6 separate regions of the Mus musculus genome follow, and regions 1, 2, 3, 4 and 5 are each linked to region 6. Evidence: chromatin loops called from intact Hi-C (ENCODE). Cell type or tissue: gastrocnemius. All regions are shown on one strand. Links, peaks and the distances in the headings refer to the core of each region. The heading gives the core; the rest is flanking DNA. Region 1 overlaps Bbx (bobby sox HMG box containing). Region 2 overlaps Bbx (bobby sox HMG box containing). Region 3 has its middle 88 kb from the start of Gm4802. Region 4 holds the start of Cd47 (CD47 antigen (Rh-related antigen, integrin-associated signal transducer)). Region 5 overlaps Bbx (bobby sox HMG box containing). Region 6 has its middle 4.6 kb from the start of Dubr.

Region 1 (5,396 bases), core at 103-5,102, 480 kb after region 6:
CCGTTTCTGAGCCAAGTAAGACCTTTTGCTCTTGGCTGCAGTCAGCTGGAGTCAGGGTTGAATTTTGTTTTATAAATTTGATGTTTTGTATTTTCCATAAATGATAGCCTTCATATATGTCAATATTTGAGAAATATTTTTAAGAACAGTATTTGTTTAATTGATTTGGGAAGAAAAATTGATATACTGAGTAAGACAAAGACAGAATGGAATGACTCCTGCCTCAACACACAGCAAGCATGTGTCTATTGAGTGCTTTCGACACAGTAGGAAATGGCCCCATCATAGTGGAAGAAGTAGAAGGGTATGATATGACATTGTAGCAAATCATTTAAGCCAGAAATCAAATGAAGTTGCTTGAGCAATAACCCAGAAGAACCAACCCTCTTGAACTCTAGAAGCGAACCAGCCTAAATGAAACACTCAGGGGTTTAAGTGTGCTCATGTTGTTATTTAGCTTTAAAGGAACAGGAAATAAAAAGGCAGAAGAAACAAAAATACTACCCTTTCCCTCAGATTCTGGGTGGAAGGGGCAGTAGAGAGTTAAACTCTTACAGCACCTGTAAATTATTAGAAGATAAAAATACAAAGAAAGTGATATTTGTGTTTTAGAATTACTAAAAGTAATCTTCAAAACAATTTTTTGGTGATCCATGCTAGTGTGAAAAATGTAGAGCTAAATTAAAATTTAAAATAAAAGCAGAGTGTGGACGATTCAGAGGTTATGTGGAAAGGACAGTGGTTCAATACAAAATGCATGAAGTCGTTGGATTAATCTTGGCAAGGACAACATTCGCTGTTGCAGCAACAGAGTCGTCTTGGCTAGAACAGAAGGAAGCAAAATGGTAGATAGGAGAAGTTAGGAAAAAGACTCCTCTCTGATGGTAGAAGGCACGTCTATTCAGTTGAATTGCCAGAGCCAGAGTTAGTAGTATGTATGAGAAGCACCTTAGACATTAGGTCTCTGGTGTTTGAAGGCTTGCTTCTTTTGGTCTAGCAAATAGATATGACAGTACAGTTTTGATCTTTTTTGATCAGTACTTTTTGCCTTGGCTTCTATTCTACAAAGGGGAGCTAATAATAATAATACCTGATTTCTGTAGCTCCCGAGAATACTGCAAAGATTAATTAAATAAAGCCTGTAAGGCATTTTTTTTACTTCCTGAAAATTCTTGTAAATATTCAGGATCATCACCATAAGTTATTCTAGTTATTCAAACATCCATCATGTAAACACACACACACACACACACACACACACACACACAGAGTTCCTGATCCATTGAAACTTTAGAAGAATTTACAATTGTAATTTAATTTCTTCATCATCACTAGAGGATCAGGATAATTTAATTTAATTTACGTAAGGTAGATTAGTGGAAGAGGAGCTAGCAGATAGAGTGCACCCCCTTCAGAGGCCTGTCCAGTGAGGCCATACTGCAGAAGAAATGGGCAGTAGTGAACTGTGTGCCATCTCTTTTCATATGTTCAGTCAGATGTTGAGTGTTCGTGGAATGATTTCCGTAGGGAAGGCATGTAAGGGGATAGACCATACACAGATATCTGCTCTTTATGTACCTGATACCTCTTAAGGCTCAAGTTCTTAAAGAAAGGTAATTCTCTCAAGGAAAATCTTTTTTATTTTTCATTTTTCAACCGATAACCTGCACGTTTATAAAATAAGATAGGAATACCTAATTGAAATTTGATAATGATATACTTGATATCATGAAACAACAGTCTTTCATCTTCTTCAGAATGTTGATGATTTCTTGAGCTAAGCAATATTTAAAACACGTGCTGTTACCATTAAATATATTATAACACTTAAGTGTTTTTAGCCTTATGTTTTATGGAAATCTTACGATGAAAGTTTCTTTTTTTTTTTTTTTAATTTCCTAAGTTGTTAGATGGACTTTAAGAAACTGAGTACTATAGAGTAGGTAACCATTACAGCTAGCTTTATCCAATACTGCATCCTTTCAGTGCTGCTCACCCATGCCTTAAGTAAGGATACTGCACTCTTAGCAGTCTCAGGAGTACGTAGCCCTTGGGTGAAAGACCAGGGGCAGTCGTCTAGCTACACAGATTTCACTGCAGCAGGACTAGCCAGTTTTCTGTGTAGCAGCACCCAGGAAACTCTATGACTCAATTCCACCTCCCTAGCATCAACTCTGCAGCAGCCACACAAGGGGTCATTTTGAGATTGCTTTCAAGCTAGACAGGGCTAAATAAGCCTTCACATCAGTTAGCTCATTCTGCTTTCCCAAGAATCCTATTGTTCTTTTCCTCATTGCATTCACCGAGGCCACAGAGTGAGGAACTCCTAACTCTGGGACTTACACCCTCCTGACTTCCATCAAATGAAGAAATGCAAAGTCTGAGCCACAGAACAGTTAATTTCACCGATATCTTTTGCAGGATTATATCTGCATTTTTAAATGCTAAATTTTAAGTGTTCAAATATTGATTTAGATAAAATTGAAAGTTTTCACTTTTATTTCTGATATCAGTGGAATAGGAAAAAAAATCTGTTCTTACCCATTGGTACAGCTGGGTTAATTTTATATGTGCCTGTTTTAGACTAGTATGCTTAGCTATTCCAGGAGACTTAAACACATTAAATTCCATTATCTCCGCTTCTTCTCCTGTTCTTTACCTGCTAGTAGCTTTTATCCTCTTTTCATGGGCTTATTGCCTCTAAATACACTTTGTTAAGACATGTGTTATGTTTAACTTCTACAGTGAAAAGGAAGAGGTACCCAGAGGTTTTGTTGTTGTTTATTGTTTTCTTCTTTCTTTTGACAAGGCTCCTGCTTTATTCTACTTTGTAGACAGTACTGCCTGTCATGCGAAGGAGCCCAGCTTCTTCCAACAGGAGTGGGACTCAAAACCAAGGCCGTCAGGTCCCTTTCCCGGATCTGTGCTGGCAATCATAGATGCTTAAAGATGGCAAGAAGACAGAGTGCCTTCCCACTTCATCAGATACATTGAGAAAGAAAGATTCAGCCCTTTGTCTCAACTTTTATTATAGTCGTCTGTCTGTAGAAACAACATTGGGTTTCCTGTGCTCTGTTGCCCAGACTCTGATAATAAGAAAACTATCCATGAAGTGCAGGCAGGGTTCTGGTGGCCTGGATGCCCTGAGTAAAACTAGTGTCTCCCCCAACTCTCACCCATTTCTGCCATATGATACAACAGGTTCTGTTTCCCATGGTAGCCCAGTACTAGTATAGGATACCAATGTCAGTTAGACCTTCAGACACACGCCTCTTATGCTAAACTGTTCCCATGAAAGATACTCTGTGCCCCCATCAAGCCTTTCTCCTCTCAGCTTTATTTACCATGAAGATATTGGTGTAGACTGACCCTTCTCCTGATGTCCTGATATCCTTCCAGACAATTTCTGAGGACTGGCAAGTGCTATCTCTGACTTAATTGGAGCCCCATATCTCTGCAGTTTTATTTCTCCTACCTGCTAATTGGTCTCCTGCCTCCAGTCGCTGCCAGCCAAGGTTGTCCTGACTGCCTCTGACATAATTATCTAACTGCATATCTCTCATCATGCTGTTCCTCTAACTAAGACCCTTGGCTAGCCCTCTGTGTCCTCCAGCCTAATTTCCAGACTTAACTGAGTCCTAGTTTTGTCAGCCAGAGTCATCTCCCATTACACTCACATGGTGTCTTATCGTTTACCCACACCAGCGAGGTGACCATTTCTCAGAAACACAGCAAGAATATGCTTCTGTATATTTTCATCTGCCGTAACTTGTCACTCTCACTACTCTGCTGAGGGGAAGTCCACCTTGCTTTCCAACTCAAGTACTCAGAGAGTAAAGGATTTTCTCTGTGCTCCCAGCGAACCTTCTCATAGGCCTCCACTTGCATTTCTGCAGTGTAGCTCTTCCCTTCACTTGAATTGCAAACAGACCAAGGGTCTGGCAGGATCCCTTAGCCATCATTCTATTTCCTGCTTTACACTGGGTGCACGTGGTATTTAAACTTCTTAATGTTATCAGTCTCCATGATGGTACATAGTGCTTCCTGAACAAGTGAATGAGAAGTGAGTATTTGAACTAGCAAGAGTAGGAATAGATGGTTGATCTACAGTATTTACTTGCTCCTTTGTAGCCTGTATATTTATCACAGTGCCAAGCATTGTGCTTTGAGATCTGCAAAGTGGGAACAGTCCTTGATAATACTTAGCTTCCTAAGCCACTTGTGATCGTAACTGGCTCCGTCATGCTTTGTATCCAGAGGCTGGACCTGAGATTTCTCACTGATTTGCTCCTGTCCCTTACTTTGTCGCCATTCCTACTGTACTCATCTTTCCCCTTCTTTTCTTACGGAGAATCATTGCTGAATCAAACTGGCTGACAATGGAGTGTGAGAAGATTGCAATGTGTGCTTAAACTGAAATCCCTGTAGCTATTTTCATTTTTGGGTGTATAGCAACACCTAGTGGCTTTGTGTATTATTTCAGAGACTTTCTAGAAACAGGGTTGCTTATTTTCTTTTTCTTTTCTTGTTTTACCACTGTTTACTTATTTTCATTAATTCATAAGAATAGATGCTGAGGAATAAATGTTGATCCATTAAAAAAAATCATTCACTAACTAATTTACATAAATAATAAATATTTTATATTTCATAATATTCATAGTCTGGGACGCTAAAGAAGCCTTTTGTAGGAAATCCACCTTCTTTTTCACAAGTATAGATTTTTCTGTTCATACATATGTATATTTGCCATATCATAAACACATTTTTTATATTCTGTAATCTTTAGATAAGAACACCTAACAGGTATCATATCCAATTTTACTTTGTTAGTAAGGTATTCATATTTGCCTTGGTGACATGGAATCACAGTTACACATGTAAATTACTTCTTTGAATATATACATTCTGATGAAATTTTAATGGGCAATTTACTCTACCTTAATTTTTTCTAGATAAACATTTACATCAGCTATTTAGTTTTTCTTATAACTGTATTATTTCCCTTCCTTGCTTATTGAAAATTACAGCTAAGTCAAAATTTAGGATTTGGGGAACGCTCTCCCTCTGTCTTCTCATGCTGCTGGCTTTGCTTAGTATTACAACTCCTGCCCTCCTTGTTTTTGTCTACTGTTGTCTTGGTGCTTCTTTCTGTCTTCGGACTAGGTTCAGGGAACAAGTCACCAAGTAAGTAGTAGACTCCCATTCTCCCAGGTTCTTAAATCTATGCCGTTTCCATTGTACTTTATTGGGTACAGTTTCACAAGGACCTAGATTTTGGGAAGGGACATGGCCCACTACAGTAAAATGCAGGTTTAGTGGTTCTAGTTTTGCACTGTTAGCCACTGGGCAGCCTTTGTTGTACTTTACTGCCAACTCACACACAAGTAAATATA
Region 2 (5,396 bases), core at 284-5,283, 540 kb after region 6:
TTTTAGCAAAGGGAAATGAGTATGTTTTGGGGATCCCCACCTGTGAAGTAGCAGTGGCACTGGGGAGTTGAGCAGAAATCCCTCCAGAGTGACAGGAGGGATAAGCAAAGCTGAGGCTTATGAAAGTGCAACAGACATTATTTGATGTTCATTGCAAATCCAGGTTGGGCTTCTTTCACCTTGTCTGAAGCTTTGAGTTTTAAGGCTATCTAGTCATTAAACTTACTTGAATTATTCCTAACTAAATTGTAGCAAATTTTTTTATTAAAGCTTTTATATTTAAAGAGCTTACATATATATTTCCATTGGCCCATGCTAAGCTAAGAAGCAAAGAACCAGTAGTCTAAGCCTGAGTACCTATGATGAAAGCTATTCTGCTCTTGAACCTGGGACTAGGTCTAAATTATAAGAAGGCCTTTTCTCTGATTGTGGAGTCCATACTTTCGATAGTGCTTAGAGGCATGCTTACCGGGTGTTTTGAGGCAGTGCTGTGAAACCAGTAATTGCTGCCTTAAGCCTGTCCCCACACAGCCATTTGTGTTGCAGTACTGAGATACTGATACACGGCCAAAAAGAAGTCCATACTCTATTTTGGTGGAATTGTAGTAATTTTCCTATGTGTTTGGAGTATGAATCAACCTCTTCATTTCAGATATCTATGATTTCCAGGGCAAAAAAAAAAAATCTCTAATTTGTAGTCCTCTTTTGTCAAGGCTATATCTAAAATCACTATAGAGCTAGATTAAAATTTTCAATTAGACTTAGAGGAGTATTTATACCAGCAGTGAGTTTCACACACTTAGAGCTGTTCTTACTAGATTTTTCTCTTGCTCTTTTTTTTTATACTGTACATATATTTTTGTTTTTGTTTAGTTGGTTGGTTGGTTGGTTGGTTTTTCAAGACAAAGATTCACTGGTTGTTCTAAAACTCACTCTGTAGAGCAGGTTGACCTCAACTTTAAACATCCTTTGGCCTCTGCCTCCCAAGTCATTTCCTGACCTAGTCTTCCCTTTTCTTTGTCAAAAATGATTTCTGTGCCTACTATTAGGAGATTGAATGACTACTAACGTTTTTCCTGTCCAAAACCTTAGCTCAGTCACTGGCATAAAAAAAAAAAGAAAAAAGAAAAAAAGCACCAATCATGAAACTTGATTGCTTTTACTTTTATAAATCTATTTATTTTAGATGTATGGATGTTTTGCCTCCTTGTGTAAGTATTTTATGTTCAAGTATGTCTGCATATTACATGTGTGCTAGTGTTCTCCGAGGCCCAAGGACAGTATTGAATTCCCTGGGACTGGAGTTCCAGAGGGTTATTATTTGCCACATGGGCGCTGGGAATCAAACCCAGGTCCTCAGGAAGAGCAGCCACTCGGCTTAGTGCTGAGCCGCCTCTCTAGTCCCATAGGATATTTACTTTTTTTAATGATTACTATACTGTAATTACATGTTTCTTTCTTTTTTTTTAATTTCAAAATAAGGGAGTGGAAGGAGGAATACATAAGGAAGTTAGTGTGTGGGACAAGTGTTCCCATGTAATCAAAACCAAGGAAGAAGACTTTTAATGGCCTGTACCTTCCATACCCTTGATGGTAGTCACTGAGAATTCAGTCCTGTGTTATTAAATGATTTATTGGTTTTGTAATTACAGTGCCAAAACCCAGTCTCTCCATGAACTGTGCTTCATTCAATTATCTCATTAAGTGTGTTCACTCTGTCCAAGAATTCAGAGTCCCATTTGCATGCTGACCCTACCAATGTTTATCTTATCCTTATCTGATAAGTCTGTATGCATGAGAAAAGTTTAAGCCTCACAGTTTTTCTACTTTGTCCAGCCTGGTGCTTCAAGGTAAATGTCCCAGCTGTTAATGTGAATATAAGAAGTACATATTTAATCTCTATGTCTTCAAACAAGAAAGTACTGTTATCATCCTACCCAACTGTACTGGCCCAGAAGGTCTCAGAAAGGTGCCCTGGCCACACCCAGAACTTGTGATCTCTTAGGATACAGGCAGTAGGCTTGCATACATTAATACCTCCACCTACCAGATCAAACACTGTACCAAATCCAAAGATGATGAAGAGGGAGTGAGGGAGCTGAGGGTGGAGGTCACTGGTGGGAGGCAGGTCACTCATGAAATGCCTGCTGTTCATACGTGATCTAGTCCTTCACAGTGTAAAAGAGGCATGAGAGGATGTGTTTGCAACCTCTACAAATTTAAGGAAAATATAAATAAGTAGCAAACAAATTGTGGGAATTTTTCATTTCTTTCTTTTTTCTTTTCTGTCAATGTTTTGGAAATGAGTGTAAATTTGCCATTCAGATGGGTCAGGCATACAGAAACATGTCTTTTCCAGGATGGTGCTGATGCCTTATGGCTTTGTGTATAACTGTGTGTTTATCCTATTTCAGCCATATTTTCCGAAGATAAAAGCACCACAGAGCCTGCTTTTAAGGTTAAAAATGCCCTATCCATTCCCAACACTCCAGAGCCAACAACAATGCAAGAACCTTTGGTTGGCAGCCAAAAGAGAAAAGCAAGGAAAACCAAGATCACACACCTTGTCAGGACTGCAGATGGCCGAGTATCACCAGCAGGAGGTACTTTGGGTAAGAAGCAAGATCTTTTAAGTCAAGGTTGTGAGAGCCAGCAAATGTCCACCATGGCTGCGCTGGCCTCCAAATGACTATAAGCCAAGTGTTGCTTCTCAATAAAGACCTGGTGTGTTTTTGAAACTTTCACCTCCACACATGCCCTATTTCATGCTCTACAGCCACAGCTGTTTCTCCAAGTGTGTGTCTGAATCTCTAGAGAGGAGAGGTAATGTTTAGGGGTACTAGCTGCTTTTCATCAGAACGCCCCCAAACAGTCTTAAGTAAATTCCAGAAGAGCCTAGACTTTCAAAGCTACTCGATGGATCTGGGTGAACTCACGCTGTTCTATTCATGTCATTACAAGCCAGATTATTAGATATTCAAAGCAATGAATTAGGGACCTAAAAATATATTCAGCGTTTTCTATAGTGCTGATTCAAGCCACTAGGGGAGCCTGAGAATATGTCTGCGTCTCTTACTTTTCTGATCTAAACAGACAGTAAAATTACCCACTTCCTTTCTTAGCTATGATCTATTCCTTGTTTATGGTGGTTTCTTTAAAATGTTCTGAAAGGCTCAAGGTTAAAGGGTACAATAATGACTCAACATGCCCTGAAGAGCTTGGGGTGTCAGGTAGGCACAGTGATCTGTGCTGTCGCCCCCTGGTGGGGGTAGCATTCCATCTGATCTGATCTGGCTTAATATCAGTCCTCAGAGAGATGAACTGCTAGCTGAGTTAGAAGTAGAGGGCCATTTATTAATTTTGCCCTTTTCTTGTGTCTTGTGGTTTTAAATGATTGTTAGAACCACAAGGCAGATTGAGACTCCTCGTTCTACTGTCATGTCAGAGGGGAGACTTTGAAGAGGTGGGGTTCTGTGAGTGGGAGGTCAGTGTGAAGACTAATGTCTCCCCAGGGATCTGGCTGCTCCACCCCTCGCTTTCTAATGTATATTCTGATCTGTGGCTTCCATTTCACTTTTCTTTATTCTTATTTCACTTGTATTTACTTATATATTAAAAAAGTGGTTGCCATAATGGCATTCTTACTCATGTATGTAATGTGATTTCATCATATTACTCTGTTTTCTCTCCTGACTGGTCCCCCTTTCCCAAGTAGTCTTTCTATTTTTCGTGTGTAACTTTCATTTTATAGATTGTTATGTCCTTGTTCATTTATATCCTCATTCATTCTCATTTGTAGGAAAAAAAGAGAAATGTTAGAAAATAACTCCCTTTTACATAGGAAAGCGCTATGCCACTTCTATGTCTTAATTATAACAGCATATCTTTTATTGGTTTTCTAAATTGAAATATTATTTAAAATTCTGTCTCTCCTACAATGTCTGCATATTAAGGAAAGTATTCTCCCTTTGTTTTTCCATAGGTGCTAGAAAATCCTTTGATTTTTGACCATGAGGTCTTTGGAACAGAGGGACAACATGGGAGCTCAGCAGGATTGATTATCTGTTGTTCAGTCCATTCTACCCCTTAGAACTACATAAGACCCAAACCCACATTCCTGTGACAGTGTTACCATCACACAACTCTCTTGGGTTTCATTTTGGTTACAACCTACCCCAACCCTGAACCGGTTCTTTGTGAATACAACATACCTTCTCCCCAGTGAGGTTTAGGGTAGAGTCTACAGTTGCCATTGGGAAAGAGACTTGTCTAATCCTTGCTACTTGAAGGTAGCAGACAGACATGGGCAGGACAAACAGCCCTCCACACTGTCGCGCACAGTGCTTCCCAGGATCCTTCTCTGAAGGAGCCTCCTGTGATGGATTTCTTTTGTTTCAGATGACAAACCAAAGGAGCAACTGCAGAGGAGTCTCCCCAAAGTCCCTGGGACATACTGCGGTGACAATTGCTCACACAGCACGGTTGAGGAGCCACGGAGCAGCACTCCAGACATGCCTGCTGTGTCTGCGTTCTTCAGCCTCGCTGCACTGGCTGAGGTTGCGGCCATGGAGAATGTGCACAGGTGAGCGATCGAACGTCAGTCCAGGAAGCTTGTGGAGACCGGCCGACCGTGCCAGAACTGACTGGCGTGTCACACAATGAGCTGGCTTTCCTCCTGAATTCAAGGACACGGTTATTTATATGTATGTGTGAATTAACAGTGCAGGGAACATTAGTGAACATGGCAACTACGTATTTTATCTGAATATCAGAGTATCCTGTAGCTAAACGTTATTCCCATGAAAATCCTGTGAGTAAAGAAGCAGGATTATGTAAGCATTCTGGACTTAGGTCCTGAAGGAGGTGGGGGAAGAGCAGACAGTGTCCTGAGCATGGTGACTACCCTCTCTCACTCCTACCAATTGTTTTGTATACGTTGGGAGAGGCTGTGCTTGTTAATTTTCTGTTGCTCTGAGAAAACTCTATGACAAAAGCAACTTTGGAAAGAAAGCTTCTATTTGAGCTTATGGTTGCAGAGGCTAAGAGTCCATCATGGTGGGGAGCCATGGCAACAAGCAGCAGGCCTAGTGGCAGGAGCAGGTAGCTGAGAGCGCTATCTCAACCCTGAGCACAAAGCAGACAGAGGAAACAGGAAGTGGGGAAAGACTAAAGTCTTCCCCACCGTCCCCAGTCACAAACTTCTTCCCATAAGGCTCCATCTCTCGGAGATTGTCTCCATGACCTCCCCATACACCACCACTCTGGACCAAGTACTCAAATATCCAAGCGAGTGGAACATTTTTCATTTAAGTGACCACAGTTGCACTTATCGCATGGAGATGGTGTGTGAGTGACTGTGGCATCTTGCTGATAAAGGATTTTGTTAGTAGCCATGA
Region 3 (5,396 bases), core at 133-5,132, 1.2 Mb after region 6:
CCCTTTCCCTGTAGCAGGCAGGGACTTGCAAACACTTCTTTCTTTCTCATCTGACAGGTGTTTCTTCCATGCTTCAGCATCTTCAGTTTTTTGACACCTAAGAAAGGGATTTGAATTCAAGGATACTCGAATTCTCTCTCACCCCGCCCCCCTCTGCGTGTGTGCGCGAGTGTGTGTGTGTGTGTGTGTGTGTGTGTGTGTGTGTGTGTGTGGCCTGTGAGTGCATTTTGATGTTTTCCTGGGGCCTCATATGACAGCTGAACATAAGAAAATAAAACCTGCAGCTATTAGCATTGTTTGCTCCATGTGAATGATATCGCACTAATGCCCTAGGTTCTAGAGCTCAGTGAGACTGGTTTTTGTTTGTTTGGGTTTGGTTTTGGTTTGCTTTGTTTTTTTGGCAAGACCCCAAACCTTGTCCTAAAGGCAGCCACATAGGATGTACTCTGTTCCTGAGAAGATTCCGAAACCCACAGCCGCTGCTCATCAGCGCGAGGGTGCAAACCTCTGGTTTTCTGTTTCTTCCTTTTCTTCTCAAATTCTGCTTCCGCTTCTGAGAGTTGAAGCTGCCGTGACGGAGACTCTTCTCATCTCACTCCAGAGCTCTCTGAAGTGAATATGTTAAAGGCATCCAACGAAGGCCCTGCCTGAATTGAACTTTTGGGGTTCTTTAAATCTCAAAAATCTCCATTGCTGAAGCAGCTCTCTTCAGGGTTCCTGGGAGAGCTCTGGGTTCAAACTAGACCCTAAAGGTTAGAACAGGATGGACTAGTTGTTTGTACAGGCCATATTTTTCCCCTCACGGAACTGAGGTTCTTAGGCTCAAGAACTGGAATTCTAAAGTAGTTTTTAAAATAGAAAACTTCCAGGTTGGATGTGACTATATTTAGATGCTTACATTTATTACGCTTGAATTTTTCTAGAATATTCCACTTTTAGGAAGACTCAGCCAAGGGTATTAGAAATGTAGAACAAGGAAGGATGCAACTCCTAGCTGGGCCCTTATGTTTAATTATAGACATTACAGACAGATAGAGGGAAAAGCATTTAGGGAACAAGCAACACAGTAGTGCCCTAATGCCACCAAATGCAGAATAAAATGGTTCAGGATGCACTTAACAGATTTTACTGTGTAAAGGACTCTTATTATGGTAGGAAGATCTACTGAATCTCTGAGTAGTTAGATAAAGGTGAAGGATTTATTCCCAGGACTGTTATAAAGATGCCCCTACTTTTAACATGTTCACTTTAAGACTTGTTCCAAAGACAAAATGTATATAAAAGAATAAGAAATGCAAACAAAACATTGCTAGATATTAATGACATGAGAACCTAAGTGGACTACTGTCTATTGGCCAGTTAACTCTGTCCAATTCTAATTGGCCAGTTCTAACGATGAACCAAACTCTGTAGCCCGAGGAATGCTTACCGTTAGCTTTCAAAGCAAAACAGAATAATAATTCTCAAATAAAAAAAGTTACATCTCCTTTGTTATCTTGGTGCTGACTTCAGTATAAACCCCAAGCAAACACTTAGATAAGAACGTACTCAGAGGGAATGGTAAGTCTCTTCAAGAGGAAATGGACACCTTTAACCTTCTACAATGCACTGAGAACATGAAGGTTTAGAGGAGTTCACCGGGGATAACTTGAGTTTATATATATATATATATACACACATTAATTCTTAGGCCTTTTAGCTATAGCTCAAGAACTGGAATTCTAAAGTAGTTTTTAAAATAGAAAACTTCCAGGTTGGATGTGACTATATTTAAATGCTTACATTTATTATGCTTGAATTTTTCTAGAATATTCCACTTTTAGGATGAATCAGTCAAGAGTATTAAATGTAGAACAAGGAAGGATGCATATATATATATATATATATATATATATATATATATATATATATATATATATATATTCTTGTAAATGCATGCCCTCAGATCCATTATGAGGGAATGACTCCATGGAAGGAAAGAAAGAAGAAAGGGAGGAAGAATGGAAGGAAGAAAGGAAATTAGAAAAAAAGGAACTGCATATTATTATTAGGTGGATGGGGAAGGAGGGTGTCTGAGTGCGTTCAGGAAGGAATTGGGACAGGGGTTAATAAGTTCAAAATATGTTGTATGAAATTCTCAAACAAATAAAAAGAAACCCCCAATACATGGCCAAGTTGATAAAGCCATGCCCTGATGAGGCTGGTAGAATATACTGCCATCTAGTGGTACTAATGGAATGAGCGCTGTGTCCTCAATGTCACCCTCTGGGCTGAGTGATGGTTGACTGAACGCACTAGAAGGAAGATATACTACACAGAGCTAAAGCTGGCAGTGGAAAAGTACCTTACGTGTGACTTTTTAACCACTGAAGCCTTATAGCTAACATAGCTGTTTCAGTGGGCCCCCAGAAAGGATAGTCAGAGAGTCAAAGACAGGAAGTAAAGAAAACAGTTCATCAAGCAAATGAGAGCTAGTCTTCCAGGGACACCACTCTACCACCTGAACTCATTCGATTATGGGAAAATATTCATTATACAAACATGGAAAACACAAAGGAATAAGTATGACCTAGAACCAGCTGAGCTGGCCACTGGAAAGCTGCACACAGTGCCGAGTGGACACATCTGCCTCCCTGGCTTCTGATAGAGTTGTAGTGCTGAGGTGGATCTAATGACACTGCTTGTACAGGTGGTCTCTCAGTCTTTATCATAACTATGTCTTCCTAAAGGTCTTTGCCTGAAATTAGTTGCTGAGCCTTTTATTTCCTGTCCTGGTGGTGGTATAGAGAGCTGCTGAATTTCAATGAGTCAATGTGTCTACAGTTGAAGGTTGAATCAAGAAGATGGAGTTCATCTGGGAGTCAAGAGGTTACATAGGGTTTATTAACCAACTTGTCAGTTCACTTGTTCAGTCTTCTCGGAAATGAGGGCATTTTCAGGATTCTCCCAATTATGTAGCCTACCCCAGGGACAAAGCCAGATACTGTTTGTGACCTTTGTATCTTAACACTGAAGATTCTACCAAATAGGCTGGGCTTTCAGAAACATTGTCTGAGAATACCACATAGAATCTCATTCAAAACCTATCTAAGGTCTTTCTTTGGGCCAAGGGAAAGTGATTCTAGCTGATTGTTTGAAGAGGAGATAGCTATGAGAATATTTAGTCTTTTGACTAAAAAAAAAAAAAAAAAAAAAAAAAACCAAATAAACAGCATTTTACCTGTATGGATGTTTTGCCTGCATATGTGTATACTCATTAGTGGCATGCCTAGTGTCTTAGGAAGTCTGAAGAAGGTGTCAGATCCCCTGAGACTGGAGTTATGGACATATGGGTAGGTGCCATACTGTGGTACATGTTAATTCGGGAAGGCTGATCTTCCCTAGTGTATTAGTCAGGATTCTCTAGAGTCATAGAACTTATGGGTAGTCTCTATATAGTAAAGGGATTTGGTGATGACTTATAGACTGTATTCCAACTTCCCAACAATGGTCCGCTGCAGCTTTGAGTGGAAGTCCAAAGATCTAGCAGTTGCTCAGTCCCAGAAGACAAGCAGGAAAAGAAGAGAGAGGATCTTCCTTCTTCCAATGTCCTTACGTAGGTCTCCAGCAGAAGGTGTGGCCTAGATTAAACGTGTGTACCACCACACCTGGACCTGGGACCTGCTTTATCCCAGATGACCTTGAACTCCGAGATCTCCTTGCTTTACTCTCCTGGGATTCATAGCCACTATACCCCAAGATCTCCATGCCAAGATCCAGGTCAGAAACTTGTATCTTCTGGCCTCAAGATCAGGATCACAAGTGAGTCTTCCAATTCTGGATTGCAGTTCATTCCAGATATAGTCAAGTTGACAACCAGGAACAGCCACTACACCAAGGAAGAATTTCCTTTCCCTTCTGATCTACCTCTGTTTCTTCCAGTGTGGCCTGGGCTTTGGCCTCTTATTGATTCAATAACATGACCTTTTCCATTTCTGCTAAATTCTTGATGCGGTTTCAAATCTGGTTCATGAGACTAGAAACTAGCTCTGGGGAGAGAGGAAAGACCATCTATGTTGGAGAGGAGGTTTCATCTCTGTTCCATGATATCAGCACAACTTTCTCTACAAAGGACTACTGGGACCAATTTTATCCTTGGTAACTTTACGGCAAGGCTACCCATTACTGTTACTTTAAGTTAGAAGGCATCCCTTCTATGATATATTTTTTTGCCAGCTGCCAGAAATGGTCTCAATAATTGATGAAGGTTGGGGTCCTCAGAGCCTAATTCAGAGTTTTGTGCCTTGCACATATGTATGCATACATATAACTTCACATAGTTCTGCTTCTCAGGAGCCATGTCAGATTCTACACAGAGTTCCTCTCACATATAGACCCCAGACCAGGAATTCCTGCACTTCAGTGGGTGTGCTAGATTCTACACAGAGTTCCTCTCGTTTACAGACCCCAGTCCAGGAATCCCTGCACTTTAATTGGTGTGCTTCTCTGTTGATACCAGTGTCTCATTGTGCCAGTCACCAATCAACACTGGGATAGAAACTTTAAGCATAAGCAGGACACCATCCACCAGCAGCCAAAGCATGATCCCAGACAGTCCAGCCAGCCAGATGGGGTTCTAGAAGGACAGTAGCTTTCACTCAGACACAGGGCAGTTCTAGTGAGCCTCTCATAAACACAAGCCTTTGACAGCGAGTCAGCCAGAAAGTGGCAAGCCTTAGACACCTGATACTACACTACTGTGGTTGGTTCAGATTTTTCCTGAAGAGAGGCTCTATTCTCTAAAAGATATGGAGCAGGGCCAAATAGTACCAGGAATTCTGGAGCCAGAAGAATGAGAGTCAAGAACACATCTGCTCCTCTGTTTCTGAAGTCATATGCTATAATGAGTTAAGCCAAGAATGTTAAAAACTTACAATACTAAAGACATCAAGTGAAAACTCTTGGGTTAATAATAATCATTTCCTGCTTGGAGAAAATGTAGGGGAAGTTTGCCTCAACTCTGACTATGCCTTACAATCACCGGCAGAGCTTAAAACAGAACAAAACAAGCCCCCATATTCCAGTCCTACCCTAAGTATGGGAATTTGCTTCACCTGAAAGCCTGTAAAAAATGCAAATTTGCAGGCTCCATCCACTGAATCAGAAATTCTGTGGTGGGCTTGGCTTCCTGTTCCCAGGTGGTTACATGGCTGAGTTTGGGGGCTACAGTTCTAACACATCTCACAGCCCAGTCAGAGCCGGTCAAGTACAACACAGGTCAACAGAGAAGACTCCAGTCAGAGCTGGTCAAGTACAACACAGGTCAACAGACAAGACTCCAGTCAGAGCTGGTCAAGTACAACACAGGTCAACAGAGAAGACTCTGAGAGCAACAGATTGGCTTCCAAAGCACATCA
Region 4 (5,396 bases), core at 296-5,295, 880 kb after region 6:
GTTCCAGACTGCTGATGCAGCCCCACAAACAAGGACGCATACAGAAGCGTTCATTCCTTTAAACTGGCAACGTGTGCTTTAAAACAATCTATTCTTCAGGAGAAACGAAAACCTTCTTATGCGAGCAGCTAAATTACTGCTATATTTAGATAATAAAAACATTTTTTAATTTAATCACGTGCATGCCTGACTTTTAAAAGTCACTCTGAACAAAGAAAAATAACTCAACCATCAAAAAAAAATTTTAATGGTTCACATATACAACTGATATTATTTATTTAAGGTTTTATTTACTAGTTGGTGACTACCCTGGAAACTGCTATGCCTTTAAAGGAAGTATAACTGGACATGCTGGGAAGGAATACAGACATTCATTCCACATCTTCTAAAGGGTTACATGGGGCTGCACTCCGCTGTAATTGGCTGAAGAGGGTGTTGGAACCCCACCCCACTCCCCCTTTACCACAGAGGTCAGTGAAACTGTGAAGATTACAAGGACATGGCCCCTGGTTACCCATTTCATTATAAATGAAACTGAAAACAGAATCGAACTTCAGCACAAATGAACCTTAAAAATCCGTGACTTTCATCTCATGCTAGATGCTAAATCCAGTCTCCAGGTTCCCTACTGCTTGTGTTCTGAGACTGTTAGCATGCTTTCATGTGTGTTCTTTCGAACCTACATATGATACACAAACAAAAGTCCATCTTATCTTTGACAAACATTATCAATTGCTGATTTACAAACATCTAACGACCCCAAACCATAATGCCTGTATTTTGGGTTTGTTTTTCTTTCCTAGTCAATAGCAAACACAATAAAAATAGTGAAAGTTCTGAATTTTGCAACTCCTTATAGAACCAAATGTACTAACATTGTACAAAATGAGCATTAATGAATGTGATCATAATTATCGCTAACAAAGGCCTACCACAATTCCTATCACCAAAACTACAATTCTAATAATTTTGCTTTTTAGTCTACTTGAGAATTAGGCTTAAAAAAAAACATAATATATGGCTTAGACTTTTCACTCTTCAGACAAACAAGATTCACTGTCCATGGTCTGAATCAGTAGCATTTTATAACAGATTTGTATCTGGCTCAATATGAAAGCTCTCTGATTATACAACAGGTATTTGAAAACAGTGTTATAATGATAACGATGGTAACAAGCACAGTAAAAACGACTAAAATCAGAAAACATCCAATACCAACAATTTAGATAACACAGGTCTTTATTATTATCAGCTACAACACCCAGGATGATTGGGAGAGGGAAGTGGTGGGCAGGGTATTAAGGGCATCTTGGAAATAGATCCCAAACACTGGCCTTTATAAGGCATTGTGAGGTTAACCATCAGTTTAAGGTTCAATTAATTTAGCATCCATCCTAAGACAAATTTAACATTTGCTGTTATCCTGCTGCAAGTCTGTTCCGATTCTTACCAAAAGTTCGCAGAGGAATCTGCAGATATGAAGCTTGCCGGGCGGTATATGGTCACAAAAATTCCTATTCTTCCCTCGGCTTTTTACAAAGGAGGTACGCGTTCATAAACAGCAAAATACTTTACAAAAGAGGAGGTGCATCCCTGGCAATTACTGTCTTTAGACCACTGGCAATATCTGGGCAAATCTTAAAATACGTTTGCTCCAAGGAAGAGGGAAAAAAAAAACTTTAATCTACAATAAGGAATATATTAAAGTGCTGGCAAGGGAGGGGGGTAGCGGGGGTGTCACGAGAAGTGTTTCCAGGAAGCTTGTTTTGAGGATTCAAAACAACAACCACAAAAATACGCGGTCAGAGGGAGGGAAAGAAAAAAAAAGCTTCGATAAAAGCTGGGTGGGAAATAAAACTTGGGTCCACCGTGTTCTCTCTGCTCCAGTGCTTACGCGGTAGGGCAAAAAGCCTTTCTGGTCGACTTCACCAAAATGCGCACTTCATCACAAGAGGCCCGGGCCTCCCACTCTAGTCCTTCAACCCCAAATGCTGCGTGAAAGCTCTGAGAAAGGAGAGGGGTGCAAGAGGAGGGGATGGGGGGGGCGGCAGCTGCCCCCTCGCTTTCTTTGCAGTTGGGGTTTTGCACAGTTGCGGTTGTTCCCAGTTCTTCCTACGTGTGCGCACTGGAGAGTGAGGAGCTTCAGCCCGCTCTCCCCGGGGGGGAAAGGGACTAGGGAAGGAGAGCAGAGGGAGGAGGCAGGGGCGCCGATGCCCCGCCGGGCCCTCCCACAGTGGCGCTCCGGGTGCGCAGGGCCCGCGCATCCCGCCACCCCTCTCCTCTTCTCTCTGCTCTCCTCCGGGCGCCGCCTGGCCGGCGGGGGTGCAGCCCACACTCCTGCGGGGGCGCCTGGGTGCTGCGCACCAGCCTGAGAGCCGGGATCCCCGAGCCACTCACCGCAGCAGCAGGAGCCCAGCAACAGCGCCGCCGCCAAGGGCCACATCTCCGCGCCGCCGGGGGGTCGCCGCCGCAGGTGTCTGGAGCAGCCGCCGCCTCCGCTGCTGCCTTCAAGGGAAACGACCGACCAGCAGCGCCGCAGCAGTGACAGGCAGGAGCGGCCGCCCAGGCTGCCCGGGGGTGCGCGCGCGCGCGTGCTCGCCGCCCCGCGCACGCGCACTCCGCCCCGCCTGGCCGCCTCTGCTCGTTGACGTGACGCCAGCCTCACACCCAGCCCTGGGCAGGCTCCGGCGGAGAGCGCCAAGAATCAGCCTGTCCCCGGGGCTGCGCGGGTTGCACTCTCTGCTCACGGCCCCCGTCCCTCCAGCCAGCTCTCTTCCGGCTTCGTGTCCTGGGCCGGCCTGAAAGACGGGAGCATGGGACACACACGCTCACCGGAACTCACGGCACGCGTCCCTGCGCAGCCCCGCTGCTCTCTACTCCCTCTGGCCAAGCTCGCCCTGGACCTCGGAGCCGCCCAACCTCAGTCCAACTCCTCCTCCCTGCTCTCCCGGTGTAGGCGCTGCTTCTGCTTTCACCATCTTCCCTCCCAAGGCGCGCAGCCCTGGAGCCGCAGGGCTGGGCGGAGAGAGGGCGCTGTGACCAGGTCCTGGCCCCCGAGGAACTCCTTCCCTCTGGCTCCCCCTGGCCCTGATCTCTCCCCGGTCTGACTTGTTCCAGAAGTGGACCTCCTTATCTGTTTTTCTTTCTTTGTTGGCTAATGTTTTCATCCCCCAAGCAGGGTTGGGCAATCAAGTTCCATGCATAATGAGCAGTTTAAAACCACGAAGGAGAAAGGGTGACAGACACAAGGATTGTGGCAGACAGGCCCCGTGTGAGTAAACAGATCCTTGACGCTATCGGCAATATTGGGAAACTGGCTTATGTCTGCATCCTTGTGTAGACCTCTGACCTGTTTGAGTTCAGTTCTTGAATAGGTTTAAAAGTGTAGCTCTAAGCCACTCTCTTCACCCTGAGGCAAAGGTCCTTTGACTAAAAGGACTTGATCTCTGTAATAATGGGTGCCCATTCTGGGTGATATTCTCTGAGCTGAGCTAAAAGACTATCACACTATTTATTGCACTTCTTAAAGTCTTCTACCCCATTTCCTTCTCAATAGCCAGTGTAGCAGCAATCCAATTCAGGATAAAACTTGCCACTGTCTATGATGCTGTGACAGTGTCCTTATTTCATGATTATTTTCCTAAGGAAATAACCACTCCCTCCCAGATAGGGTACCAACAACAAACTAAAGTAGGATTCCACCGAAGTCAGTCTTGGACCAAAAGGTTTCTTGAGCTTGCTATAAGTTACTTCCCACCCAGCAGCGCAGAAGATCTGAAAGCAACCACACCTAAAAATTTCACCGCAGCATGAATTCCCCGTTCTTTTGATACCCTTCTATAGTCGGCATACTCTAGCACCTACTTAGGGGTGTCTGAGAGGTGCAAGAGGAAGTAGCTAGAATCTCAAGTAAGGGTTCAATGACCCTCCTGTCACTCTCCTTCCTGGAGGAAAGATCCACAGTCAGCACATCCTATCTTGAGAGTCACAAGTAGTCACCACTGTTCTGAGGAACATGATTGCTGTTACGCTCAGAGAATAGCACTCAACAAACATCCCTTAGTATACAACTGTGTGTGTGTCTGTGTGTCAGAGAAAGAGAGAGAGAGAGAGAGAGAGAGAGAGAGAGAGAGAGAGAGAGAGAGATTTCCTCCACATTATCAATTCTTTAAACCCCAAAAGTTCCCTTTCCCCCCCACCCCCATTGATCTAGATGATGTGTTAATGTGACTTAAGAGTTCTGATGGTTAAGGTTTTCAATGGCAGACCAGATACCCTCCGACTATCAAAGGAACCGGTTAATGCTGATATGGATACAAAACAATGACCGCTCACCAGACCTTGAGCGTTAGGGACATTGTGTATCAGAGAGCAGCTGCTCGGCTAAAAAAGGCTGTCAGCTGTTCCTGGATGCAGCTAACCCTGTAAAGCTGACTACTGACTGGAAAACACTGTGCCCAACCTGCAGAGGTGGAGATCCAGTGATGCTCTGTGTTATGCTGGGAGCTACGGGGGCCATATGATTGTCTTCTTGTGCAGAAAATGGAATGGGCATAAGTTGGTTGGATGAGAAGTCAAGAGGGTGGTAACTGTTCTCTCGGGCATTTGAGATGGGGCGTGAGGTTGAGTCTATCCCAGAAAAGTTCTATAGCAATTTCTGCAGAGTTGATAACTTCTCTCTGAGAGAACCTTAAACTCCAAGTCCAGAACCTAAAGTCCTTAGAAGTTCTCTTCCAATTGATCCAAACATTTTTATCCAGACTTTGAGCTTGGCATGAGAGAGGAGGGGATAGGTGCACATTAGATATTTTGAACACAGGTAGCACACATTAACTATGTTAATTAAGAGTCTCCACACAAGCTGTGGGTAGGGTGTTGTGCCCAGTTCAGATAAGGAAACAGAAGAGGTACCATGGGCCTGGAGTTACTTATTCTGGTGTTCTCTGGAGCTCTCACCTGGGCCCTTTCCTTGAGTTTTCATCAGACGTGTGGTTTCCCCTGAATCACTTCTGACCTTAGAGTGGAGGAATATGGAGTTACAAGCTCAGAGAAGTCGGTATCTATGATAAGACACGTAGTTACCCCATAGCCTTCCTTCTCAATTCATGACTAGTTCCTCTTTCATGGTTAGCCTCATACTAACTTTCCTTTTCCTCCCAATCTTACATCTGCTTCTGACCATATCTAAAATCTTATATAGATACAGCAATATACTTACTCTTGATGCTTCTGGTTACTTATATGTCCATGATATATGTGGGTGTTTCATGTTCATGCATGTACTGGTACAAGGGCACATGTTTGTGCTTATATGTAGAGACTAAAGAATTACTTTGTGTATCATTTCTCTGAAAGTGTCTATACCTTTTTAAAAAAAAAAAAACAGTTTAAAGAAT
Region 5 (5,396 bases), core at 193-5,192, 430 kb after region 6:
CTAATTGCAACTTATTTTAAGTTGATTTGAATGTTTATGTTCTGTGATTAATTGCAAGGATAATAACAGCGGATCTTCATAAGCACTTCTGTGGAAGCCAGAGTTCTAAGGAGGAACATGACTAGGTGTGAAGATTTGTAGAGACAGCCATTTCCTGTTTCTGAATATAGCGTGAGAGGTGCAGAAAGATTAGGTTGTTCCCCCAGAGTAACGCAGTGAGCAAGGAGCCTGGGAACTGTGCATACAAGTTTATGGATAAAAGGAACGCTGGCGTGTCTATGCTGTTAAATTTCAGCCCAATAACACGAAATACCTGGATATCGGCAAACGCAGTTGACAAGTAATCTGGAGTTTCTTTCAAGACATAGTTAAGAACTTGGATTTTATTTTCTTTCTGATTAATTTTTTCATTTTTTTATTAATTTTTTCATACACTATATTTTGATCGGATTCTTTCCTTTATTCCAAACTCTCCCCGGTTCTCTCTACCTCCTTATTTACCCAAGGCCATGTTCTTTTCCCTCAAAAACATGAGTCAAAACAAAAAATGAAACAAAACATGCACAAAGGAGCTCATTTTGTTTTCCTGGACGTGGGGTCTGCCCTGCAGTGTGGTTGACATACCTGTGACACTCTATTAGAGAAAACTAATTTTCCTTTTCCTGGAGGTATCAATTGGCGATAGCTTCTCTGTAAGCAGTGGGGCTTTGTGTCCACTTATCTTTCTCAGCGCTGGGGTTTAGTCCGGTTGGTAACCTGTGCAGCCTCTGTGTGTGCATAGTCTCTGTGAAGTGTTGTATGTATCCTGTGCATCTGGAGGACACTGTTTCCTTGGAGTTTGCCTCTGACTCTTAGAATCTTTCTGCCCTCCTCTTCCTCTCTCTGAGCCTTGACATATCTTCATTCTAAACCCTTATATACTGCTTTCAAAAGGGTATCGGTAGCATCAGATTTCTTGTTGAGTATGAGTTTGTAAATTGCAAGGTTTCCAATACTGAGAATATAGATTTCAGTTATGCTTCAAACAGCTCATGTCTTCCTTCGTAAGATGACACAACCATGTAGAATTTTCAGTATGCAATGTATATAAGTAGTAAATTGTTCAAGATTCAGTCTCTTAGATTTTGAGGGGCTTTGTCACCATCTTTTCTTAGCTTTGTCTGGGTTATATTGTCCTGAGTGTAGTAAGTACAATAGTTTCCCAATTGCAGAAACATTTATTTAATGGATGTTTATTAAACACCTAATATACTCCAGTTATAACAAAAGCATCAGGCATCTTCTGATGATCAAAATACAGCCTCTGTAAAAAGGGCACAGTATATGTCCAGTAGCAGTGAAATCTTAGGGGCATCAGGTCTCTTGTATTATGCGATCACTTGCTTTAGCATTGGTTTTGTTTGTTTTTCTTTTGTTTTTAATAGAAAAGTAAAACAAGCAAATAAAAATGAAGATACTAGAACAATCCAGACACTTTCCTCTGAATTGTACTGTAGGGTTTCTAGGAAGCCCTCTCCCATCTTGAACTCTCTGTCTAAGGGAGTGGTTCTCAACCTCTCTAACGCAAACCTTTAATGTTCCTCATGTTGTGGTGACTCCAACTATGGAATTATTTTTGCTGCTACTTTATGCCTGTAATTTTGCTATTGTTATGAATTAAAATGTAAATATTTTTGGAGATAAAAGTTTGCCAAAGGAGTTATGACCCACAGGTTGAGATCTACTGGTCTAAAAATGTCTCCATGTGGAATTTGAAATTTACTCTTCCTCCAAACCTGATTTTTAACCGAACATTAATTTATTTTATTATGTGATACTTGTCTCATTGGGACAACTCAGCCTATGACAACCTAAAAAGAATCAAAACTGGATTTTTAGAGCAGAAATCCTGGTAGCAATAAATAACTATAGTATGAAATTTCTACTTTTTTTATTTGTTTCCTGGTGAACCGCTGTTCCTGGAAGATAGTGAGACGTGGGCAAGGAATCCCTGGTTTTGGATGACAGGGGAAAATTACATGTTTGACCACGTAAAACTTTTGATTCTTGGAAAAGTCTGGACTGTAAAAGGCACCATACATACTCAGTAAAATAAAAGTAGGCTTTATCAACACATCTGAGCGGCCTATTTTAAGTGGAGCAGAGACAGACAAACATACCATCTTTGGTTCTTCCCAAGACAAGTGTTTCCAAATCTAAGTAGGGTTGTAGGAATCCAGTATTTGTAGAGAGGCCAAGGAGCACAAGTGGTATTCTCATAGTCATGTAAAAGCAGAGTTGTTTCCATGTAAAATGAGCATGCTGATTGGTGAGAGAGTCATATTGTGAAGGCAGTGGGGCTTGCTGTACCTGACAGTATAATTACACTGTTGGAGGAAAGAGCAGAGAGAGGGCCAGCGTTGAACCAGAAACCACTATTTATATAATATTTAGAGGAGACAATCTGTACTTCGGTTGAGTTAGGTCTTGTAACGCCAGTTTCTTAAAGGGCCATTTAGTTACTGACAGGTCCTTCAGGCTTGCTGCATGTGGATGTAAGGGAAGCACTAAAATTTCAGCTTTCATGCTAAGTCATTGTAAAAGTATTATAATTTAAAATGGAGATTTACAATTCTAAATAATCATAGTTTGGAATTTCATTGCTCTTTTGCAAATTTAAGAGTGGCGGTTCATATTTGAAAGATGACTCATGAGCTTTTCATTGTTCTGTTTATTAGTCAACCCAGACTTGTGACACCATCCTTTCCCAGTAGATCCTGGAGTGTGCATCTTTATGTCACCTAGCAGAGAGAAGAGTTCATTTCCTGCAGCTCTGAGTAACATGGCATCTAAGTAGTGTAAGCCCTTGTGATGGTGGTAATGATGACACTGTATAGCCACTTCATGAAGGGCAAACCTGTTTTGATAGTTCAAAAATAAACACAAGTAGAAATATTAGAGACATTTTTATAACTTGGGGTTTATAAGCAGTCATATATTGTAAAAAAAAAAAGTAAGCTAGTCAAGAATATTGTAGGATATAGTAAATGGACTTTGTATTCTTGGAAATAACTGGGAAATGGAAGTTGAAATGTTGTCACCAAGATAAAAGCCCTACTGAGATTGCTCTTAAAATTAGTTTTCATTTATAGATGGTGCAGTGATTCCCAGCTAGGCCCTACTACCCTCCAGGAAGTGCTTTGAAATTTGTGAGACCTTGTCACACTGATGGGGTGAATGTAGGTTGCTTCATCCTGAGATTGGAGAAGGGACTCGAAGAATGTGGGCATGGGCTAAGGAGTGAAAAGGTCTTGCCAATAAAGTACCTGGCCCATCCAGAAAGCCAAAAGTGTCCACACTGAGGAGTGCTGGGTTAGCATGGTGTGCATCGCTAAGTTGGGCAGAAACAGTTAGGTGACTGAAAGTTTCCACCACTTGGACACAGAGGGCACATTCCATATACATGAACAATAAGGTAGATGCGTTGTAGTTTTGTTTAAATTCTGGAAATTTCCACACTTATTTTTTTACTAATTGAAATGATCTTGTGTATACTTTTATGAGGTTGCTTATCTAAGGGTCAGTTTGACTCTTTTGTGACACAGTCACATTCTCTGAATTTTATACCTGCGGATCATAAGTCAGTCCAGGTCCTTGGAGGAGGCTGTGTTCGCAGCAGCTGCATATCATGCTAGCATTGCAAACACGGTGTAAAATGACAGCACACACTACATTCTTCATAGCCATGCAGTGTAAGGAAATGCAGAGGGACAAGGAGGTCCGTCAGAGTACTGCACTCAAGCTAACTTCATTCCTCCTTTTTAAGTCAGAGATTTAGAGTACATTCATGAGGCATTGGAAACAAGACTGAGGGAAAGAAAGCTTTGAAGTGCAAACCTTTCTTTCTTAAGAGATATTTCTTTCCTTCCTTTGCGCATTCTTAAGGTTATACATGATTCACTGTTTTCTTCAACTGTCTCTGACATTTGTTCTTGAGCTTGGTTATTTTGAGGACAGATCACGTATTCATCACACAGTGAATGCAGTCTGTATGGCAGCCATGCTTCCACAGAGTGTGAAAGACACACCCACAAACCAAAACTCTCTGTCCTAGGTGACAAGATACTCTCAGGAGCTTTGTGGGAGGGGCCTCTCTGCAGCAATTCGACTCTGGTCTCTAATCAAAGTATGGTAATCACTTGAGTTAAGGAACCTAGGCAGAACGGCATATGTCCTTTGCCAGGATAGGCCAGAACTTTAGCTAATAGCCTAGGGCAGCCATGCCATAGACATAGACCATAGAGTTCACTTTTTTTTTGTACCAAATTCTTTATTTGAAGAAATGGTACAAATTAAAGAACTTAAGCAGGTGTTTTGGTGCGACTTATAGAAAATATAAAGGCAGCCTGGTATGCATGCACTGCCTCAGTGACTCTTATAATGACTGTGATATGTTGAATCTTTATTTCTGTATATAGTTAAGTAAATGCTTCACTTCTTAATACTCAAACTATAAACCTCCCACAATAATTGAATTACAGACAAAAGGCCTATTTGCCAAGTGGCAGTAATTAAGTAGTGAAGCAATTCATTTTGAACAAGTGTGAAATGATGTCTCATGGTCACAGAAAGGCTTGGCAAGAGAAAGTGACTTTCCAAGGTAGCATATTGATTTGTACCTCAGAAATTTGATACTCTGTCTTGCTAAATTACATTTAAAATAATTGATTTTAAATTAACTTGCTAGTGCCTTTTTGCTTATAAGTCAGATGAGAATCATACTCGGCAGCACAAAGGAAACTAGGCCTCACCTTCAGTGCACTACTCCCCATCCATGTGTTGTGAACCTGTGGTGTTTAGCCTCTTTACCTTGTATTTAAATGTAAACATACATATGGTTTTTAAAATTGAAATTATGGTATATAAGTATGACCACAGTGGATTTCTTAGGAAAACAAAACACTTATTGACTCCCCTCCCCCCCCCCCCCCCATCCAATTTTGATATCCTGTCTTGGTTTCTTCCTGTTTTAGTGTTTCTCTAAAGTAGTGGGATTCTGGTTTGTTTTTGTTGTTGTTGCTTGTTTGTATTTTGTTTTGTGAACTTTTGTATTTTTAAGCTGCTGTCTCATGTGTTTTATATATCTGTAAAATTGCTGTCATTTAATAAGTACAGAGGCAGTGTTTTCAGCTAAAAGAAAATAGCCATTTTATTAGAGAAGGAGAACTTATGGAACTGTAAGTATTTATTAGCATCATGGTTTGCTGAAATGATATCAGACCCAGTGGTATTCGCAGGACCTTTTAAAGTTATCATTCCTTAATTTGAACATCACTTGCCCTGATCCATACTGTGTGCTCACAGCTGAGGCGGCTAGTGCTGCTGTGCTGGGAGTCAGAATGCTGAATGCTGACTGT
Region 6 (5,396 bases), core at 191-5,190:
CTGGTGAAGTTAGAGTGATTGACGAGTGTTTCAAGGCTGTGAAGAACTTCACAGAGGGCCCATCCTCAGCTGCCCGTGGCTTCGTTCTTTTACCAGGTGACCTGAAAGACAACCTTAAGATTAGTATAAAATATGTTTTCTCAAAATTATCCACCACTCGTTGGAGTCTGGGTATGTAACTATCACCAAAGAAATAACTGGAATCACATCGCATTCTTGCATGAAGCTGCTTGGATCAGCATTCAGTCAAATTTTGGAAGAAACATCCTACAAAACAATAGGGGGACATTTCTATTTTCCATTCTGTTTATTTGTTTGTTTTTATTGCAGTGCTGGGGATAAAACCCAAGGCCTTGTGTACATAGGGCACAGTGTCAATCATTGAGCTACCTCCCAGATCAATGGAAGTTTTTAAATATGTTCAAGAATTTCATAAATGTATATAACATGACTTGACCGTATCCATATCTTATGACTCAGTCCCTGCTCCCCCTAGACTCCTCCACACCAAACACCCTCCCCACTTCACGTCTTCTTGGTTTGGTTTTTTTTTTTTTAATAAACTATTGAGTCAAAAGGGATAATCATACCTTCAAACATAGGGAACTGACGAACAGTCCCACCCTGAAGGCGGCTCTTCCCTTCCCCAAGCTGCTATCAACTGCCAATAGCCCCTCAGCCAGAGGAGAAATCAGAATGTTTTTAGTTTTGAGAGAGCCTTCCATGTAGCCCCAGCTGCCATGCATATCACTATACAGACTACATAAGTAATTTTTTTTTATTTTTTATGTCTATGTGCATTGGTGTCTGGTCTGCAGGCATGTCTGTGTGAGGGAGTCAGATTCCACTGGAACATAAGTTACAGTTTCGAGCTGTCGAGTGGGAACTGGGAATTGAACACAGATCCTCTCGAAGAGCAGCCAGCGATCTTAACCACTGGGCCATCTCTCCAGCCCATGCTGTTTCTTGCTTTTAGGAGAAGAGTTGCTTTGTCACAAGAGGGGACAGGCTAATGTGCAATATGTCCCTAACAGGCAAAGAGCATCTTTCTGTCCTTGGGAGGAGCAGAGCCTGTGAGTGTGAGGCTCTGCTCACCCACTCCTGCCCCTTGTACCTCTTGTAGCAGGCTGCTGAGGACACAGACAAGCAAACCCGGACTGTAACTCACCTTCATTCCAGTCGGCAGCATTAATGTCAAGAGAAAATTGAGCAATAGAAACCCAGGCAAAGTACGAAAGGCCCAATCACAGAGACCTGATCTGTTCTGCAAGTGAGATTTCCTGGAACTTGAGCAAATGCAACTCACAGTCGTACGCGTGAGCTTTAAAGTTAGCTTTGAACCTAATCCAGTGGTCATAAGGACTCACAGTAAATATGAAATAGACGTGACATGATTAACAGATGACCCTTCCAGTTACAAATGAGCTCTGGGTGATAAGCACACCTCTGCATCAATTATAAAAATCAGTCTCTCGGATACAAATTACTTTTAAACACCTAGAACCCTGGAACAAATTGAATTGAGAGGGGATGCTATTTAAAAGTAAGCATCATAAAGATGATTTTGAAAATATTTTCTGGAGCAGGAGACATGGTTCAGTGGTTAAGACTGCCTATTGCTCTTGCAGAGACCCGGGTTCAATTTGCAATACCTACACAGAGATTCACAACTATCCAGTCAGACCCTGCTCTTCATGAGCTTCTGTATGTATATGGTGCACATAAACACATTGAAGCATATGTGCACATAATTAAATGATATTTGACATGTATGGGCACTGTGCATGCATACCTATGCATGGATGTTATTCAATGACAGAGTTCCAGCATCGTCAGCATGTGAGTCCCTGAACCTCAGAAGGAAAAAAAAATATAAAACTTTAACTGGAGTACATCCTGTAGGGTGCTTAGAGAGAAGATTTGTGGCTCACCAACTTATAGAAATTTATGGACCATTGAATGCTTACAGTTTTTCTTTTTCCTTTTTTTAAAAAAAGATATACAATTTACATATGCAATTTACAAATTAAGTAAGACAGTTAATTGGTAACAACTTGGGTTATAAACAGCCCCCAAAGACAGAAGAGAGTGCCAGAAAACTGTGAACTTAGCACAGTAAAACAATGGTAAACTGGTATTTATTCAAGAATCCTAAGTGTAAGCTCTCTTTTGAACATGGGCTTCACTGTCATCAGGCCTGTGGAAAGGAGTCAAACTTGTAATTTCCCACACCGAGCCTTCCTCAGGTACCCTACACTGATGTAATAAGGATGTGAATAGGCAGAAGGCGGAAGAATTGGCTCTAACCATGTGACTCACAGAGAAAGACAGTGAGCTGGCTCAAATGCTGAGTAAGGCTCTAGCATCCGCAGAGCCTCAGGCCACTTGGCGGATCCTGGTACCTGCTGCTTCAGCCTACTGGGTGCTGGTTTGCAGGAACCCACACAAGTCAGGGCGTGGAAGCCTGGAACTGATAACACCCAACACCTAAGCTCGCTCAGGTCCTCGCAGTTGCTCCTGGCTGACATCCAAGAAAGAGACCCTGACCTGTTTGGATGTCTAAGAACCACTCAGGAAATGAGATCCATGGGTTGTGTGCCGGGGACCTGCCGTAGAGGCCCCAATCCAAATCCTAATCGCTTTGAGAAACATCTGTAACCAAATCCAGCAGCAAAACCGAACCTCACAAAGGACCCACCCAGGTTCCTCCATGAAGTGTGCTTCTGCTCGAGCACCTAGGGGAAGGCGACAGGGTTTTATGGGACTGACTGCCTTGACCTTGCTGCGTGGACATCGCCGTCGCCTACTCCTTTTGTACTTCTATTGCCTCCGCCTTAGTTTTTAATCTCCTGGTTGTTTTTACGTTACCTTACTGACCTTGTGTTTTGCTTCCCTCACAAACTTGAAAGGGGAACTGAACTCATAAGAAAAACGAAACAAAACCCAAAACGAAAAGCGCCCCCAAACAAGACAGAAACTCTAATCGTTTCTTTTATTCGGAGTCTCTGAACCGGTCTGTTCAAATCTTCATTAACTTTTCTGAGAGCGAGCAGGAAACACGCAGTGTTTCCTTACTGGAGAAGGTTTCGTGGCTGGAGTCAATGCTGCCGCATGACCAGCAGGGGGCAGTAGCACACTAAGAATGCAGGAACCGTCCCAGGCTGTGCGGAACACTGTTGAAGGGTTTGCGCTGGTCTGTGTAAGAGCGATGAGCTCAGCTCCGATGAAGTCTTTTGTTTTGTGTCCTATTTTACAATGCACGGTTCAGTTTTCCATATGAATTGTGACTTAGGCAGACTTCACTGTGACAGCTGGGCTCAAGAAAATGAGACGTAAAGAGGAAAATGGAAAAGGGAAAGAGGAAGTTCAAGTGTTTCAAATAAACTACGTAGAGAAGGCAGAAGTAATTCCCCCGTAGAGATACAAAGTTTGTCCCTTCGCTGTTACCATCCTTAATTCTGCCCTTCCGTTTACAAATTAAACTCATCCTTGCTTTCTCTCTTTTCCTGCTACTTTCTTTGCCATACAGTTTTCTGTTTTGTTTGTTAAGGATTTGTGCTTTTAAAAGATAAAGCTAGTTTAAACCAAATGGCTTCAAAAGATCCTATCATTTCTGAATACAGAGAGTGGATGTTTTTGTGCCTTTTGAATACTCGTTAGTCATTAATGTGTATGTTGCAACAACAAAAATGTCCCCTGTAGCCGTAAAGCTTTGGATAAACAGCCCAAAGCTATCGCTGAGATCTTTATCTGAGGACCTGGAGGTAGAATACGAAGTTCACATTGAAACATCAGAGACCTGAAGATCATTATAGTCAAGGATCATTGGGGTTTGGAAGGGTAAAAGGTGATCAGGCATCCAAGCATGGGGATTCTGCTGCTGCCGGGCCTCAGCCCACGCTGTTCCAGGAACATTCTTGCCTCATTTATCCAAAACACTCGTTCCTTCACCAATCTGAAGTGTTTGTGCAAAAATCACATTCTGGGTGGCTTTTCCCAACCACTTCTGTAAAGGGATGGTCAACTCTCTCCGTAGTCTTTCTTATATGAATCTTGGTCCACTTTTCTCAACAATAATGGCTATTAAATGTCACATTAAACATTTAACATTAGACATTTAAATATTATAAATTAGACAACTGGGACAGAATCCATCAGTCAACTAATGTCTTCACTCTCTATAAAAGGGGAAAACTAGGGTTGATCCCAATAAAACCACCACCCTGCCACACATAAATAAAACCACCACCCTGCCACACCCAAAGACAACAACAAAAGTAAAAGTAAGTCAGGAATGATGAGAATTTCAGGAAAAAAAAAAAAAAAAAAGATGGATGACAGACAAAAAATAGCAAGAAAATGCTTATAAAAAAGAACAGAAATTTTCTTAAATAAAAAAAGAGAAACTTAGACCCCAAACCATCTAAATAAAGCACATCTTAAGAATTTTTCCATATGTTGTGTTTTGTGGTTAAAAGAAAGTTATGAAAAAGTATATAGCCCATAATCATAAAGAAAGAATTACAATTAATTTAGAGAAAAATTGAAATACATAAATAATAATAGTGTATAACACAATCTCTTAAACCAGCTGCAATTTAACAAAATTATTTATTAAAATTGCCTAGAATTTACATTCAGAGGCAAAAATAGGCATACCTTGATAAAGTACATGAAGAAACATAACATGAACAATATTTTTTAATTAATTATATTATAAAACCAGAAACCACAGCCATCAAAACGTAACTTAAAAAATCCTCTGACCTTGAAAATTTTATCTATTAAATCTCAATATCAATCTCAGTTGATTCTGAGAATTTCTAGAAAAAAAACCCCACAACAATAATCTTTAAGATCAGCTGAAGAATGTTCAGAATAAAAATGAGAGATCATCAATACAAACTAGGAACTGAAATAAATGCGTTTCAGTGGGAGAGGATATACCTGCAGTGACCTGAGGTGCCAGGGTACATTGATAAGAAAGGGAGACTCCCCCGCCCCACCCCACCCCCGCTCAGAGGGAAAGGTGAATGGGGAGGGGAGGGGTCATAAGAGAGGGGACTGGGAAGAGGGGTGATTGCAATCAGATGCAAAGTGAATAAATAAATGGTAAAAGAAATAAATAGCCAGGCATAGTGGCGCACACCTTTAATCCCAGCACTTGGGAGGCAGAGGCAGGCATATTTCTGAGTTCAAAGCCAGCCTGGTCTACAAAGTGAGTTCCAGACATCCAGGACTATACAGAGAAACCCTGTCTCAAAAAACAAAAAGCAAACAAACAAACAAAAAAAACAATAAATAAATAAGTTAATTATCCCACTCAAAAATATATTTAAAAACAATAGTTTTTTTCCCGCAGATTTATTTAATTTTATTTTTGACTAAGCAACATG

What was found. Hi-C counts contacts between places; a loop is a spot of excess contacts. Peaks named below come from ENCODE experiments on the same cell type or tissue, not always from the same donor. Only the 100,000 strongest peaks of a DNase experiment are listed, where the experiment ranks them.
Region 1: a loop joins it to region 6, with 8 times the contacts of the local background. A loop is called at or near these places in 28 of 42 quality-filtered maps.
Region 2: a loop joins it to region 6, with 7 times the contacts of the local background. A loop is called at or near these places in 6 of 42 quality-filtered maps.
Region 3: a loop joins it to region 6, with 2.6 times the contacts of the local background. A loop is called at or near these places in 10 of 42 quality-filtered maps.
Region 4: a loop joins it to region 6, with 3 times the contacts of the local background. A loop is called at or near these places in 2 of 42 quality-filtered maps.
Region 5: it touches region 6 in a loop (4-fold over the local background); 8 of 42 quality-filtered maps call a loop at or near these places.

Annotation. Positions count from the first base shown.
Region 1 is chr16:50,253,752-50,259,147 of GRCm38, reverse strand. All of the region lies in intron 7 of Bbx (bobby sox HMG box containing), which reads left to right. Among named protein-coding and RNA genes, the nearest start is that of Bbx, 180 kb to the left of the region's middle. In gastrocnemius, for the core only: a CTCF peak has its summit at 4,455 (motif pointing left); no DNase peak of the experiment used is centred there.
Region 2 is chr16:50,199,594-50,204,989 of GRCm38, reverse strand. Bbx (bobby sox HMG box containing) reads left to right here. Exons shown (of 17, transcript NM_027444.3): 15 at 2,415-2,612; 16 at 4,399-4,582. Among named protein-coding and RNA genes, the nearest start is that of Gm4827, 130 kb to the right of the region's middle. In gastrocnemius, for the core only: CTCF peaks have their summits at 3,061 and 3,261 (motif pointing left); DNase peaks (open chromatin) are centred at 3,262 and 4,573.
Region 3 is chr16:49,497,866-49,503,261 of GRCm38, reverse strand. No RefSeq gene overlaps it. Among named protein-coding and RNA genes, the nearest start is that of Gm4802, 88 kb to the right of the region's middle. In gastrocnemius, for the core only: a CTCF peak has its summit at 2,223 (motif pointing left); a DNase peak (open chromatin) is centred at 2,242.
Region 4 is chr16:49,852,834-49,858,229 of GRCm38, reverse strand. It overlaps Cd47 (CD47 antigen (Rh-related antigen, integrin-associated signal transducer)), which reads right to left and starts at 2,569. Exons shown (of 9, transcript NM_001368415.1): 1 at 2,398-2,569. The coding sequence starts at 2,443. It also overlaps Gm4633. In gastrocnemius, for the core only: CTCF peaks have their summits at 2,339 and 3,040; DNase peaks (open chromatin) are centred at 447, 2,225 and 2,636; H3K4me3 peaks cover 3,330 bases; H3K27ac peaks cover 3,531 bases.
Region 5 is chr16:50,300,079-50,305,474 of GRCm38, reverse strand. All of the region lies in intron 3 of Bbx (bobby sox HMG box containing), which reads left to right. Among named protein-coding and RNA genes, the nearest start is that of Bbx, 130 kb to the left of the region's middle. In gastrocnemius, for the core only: no CTCF peak of the experiment used is centred there; no DNase peak of the experiment used is centred there.
Region 6 is chr16:50,734,693-50,740,088 of GRCm38, reverse strand. No RefSeq gene overlaps it. Among named protein-coding and RNA genes, the nearest start is that of Dubr, 4.6 kb to the right of the region's middle. In gastrocnemius, for the core only: a CTCF peak has its summit at 3,111 (motif pointing right); DNase peaks (open chromatin) are centred at 2,492 and 3,129; H3K4me3 peaks cover 1,620 bases; H3K27ac peaks cover 1,508 bases.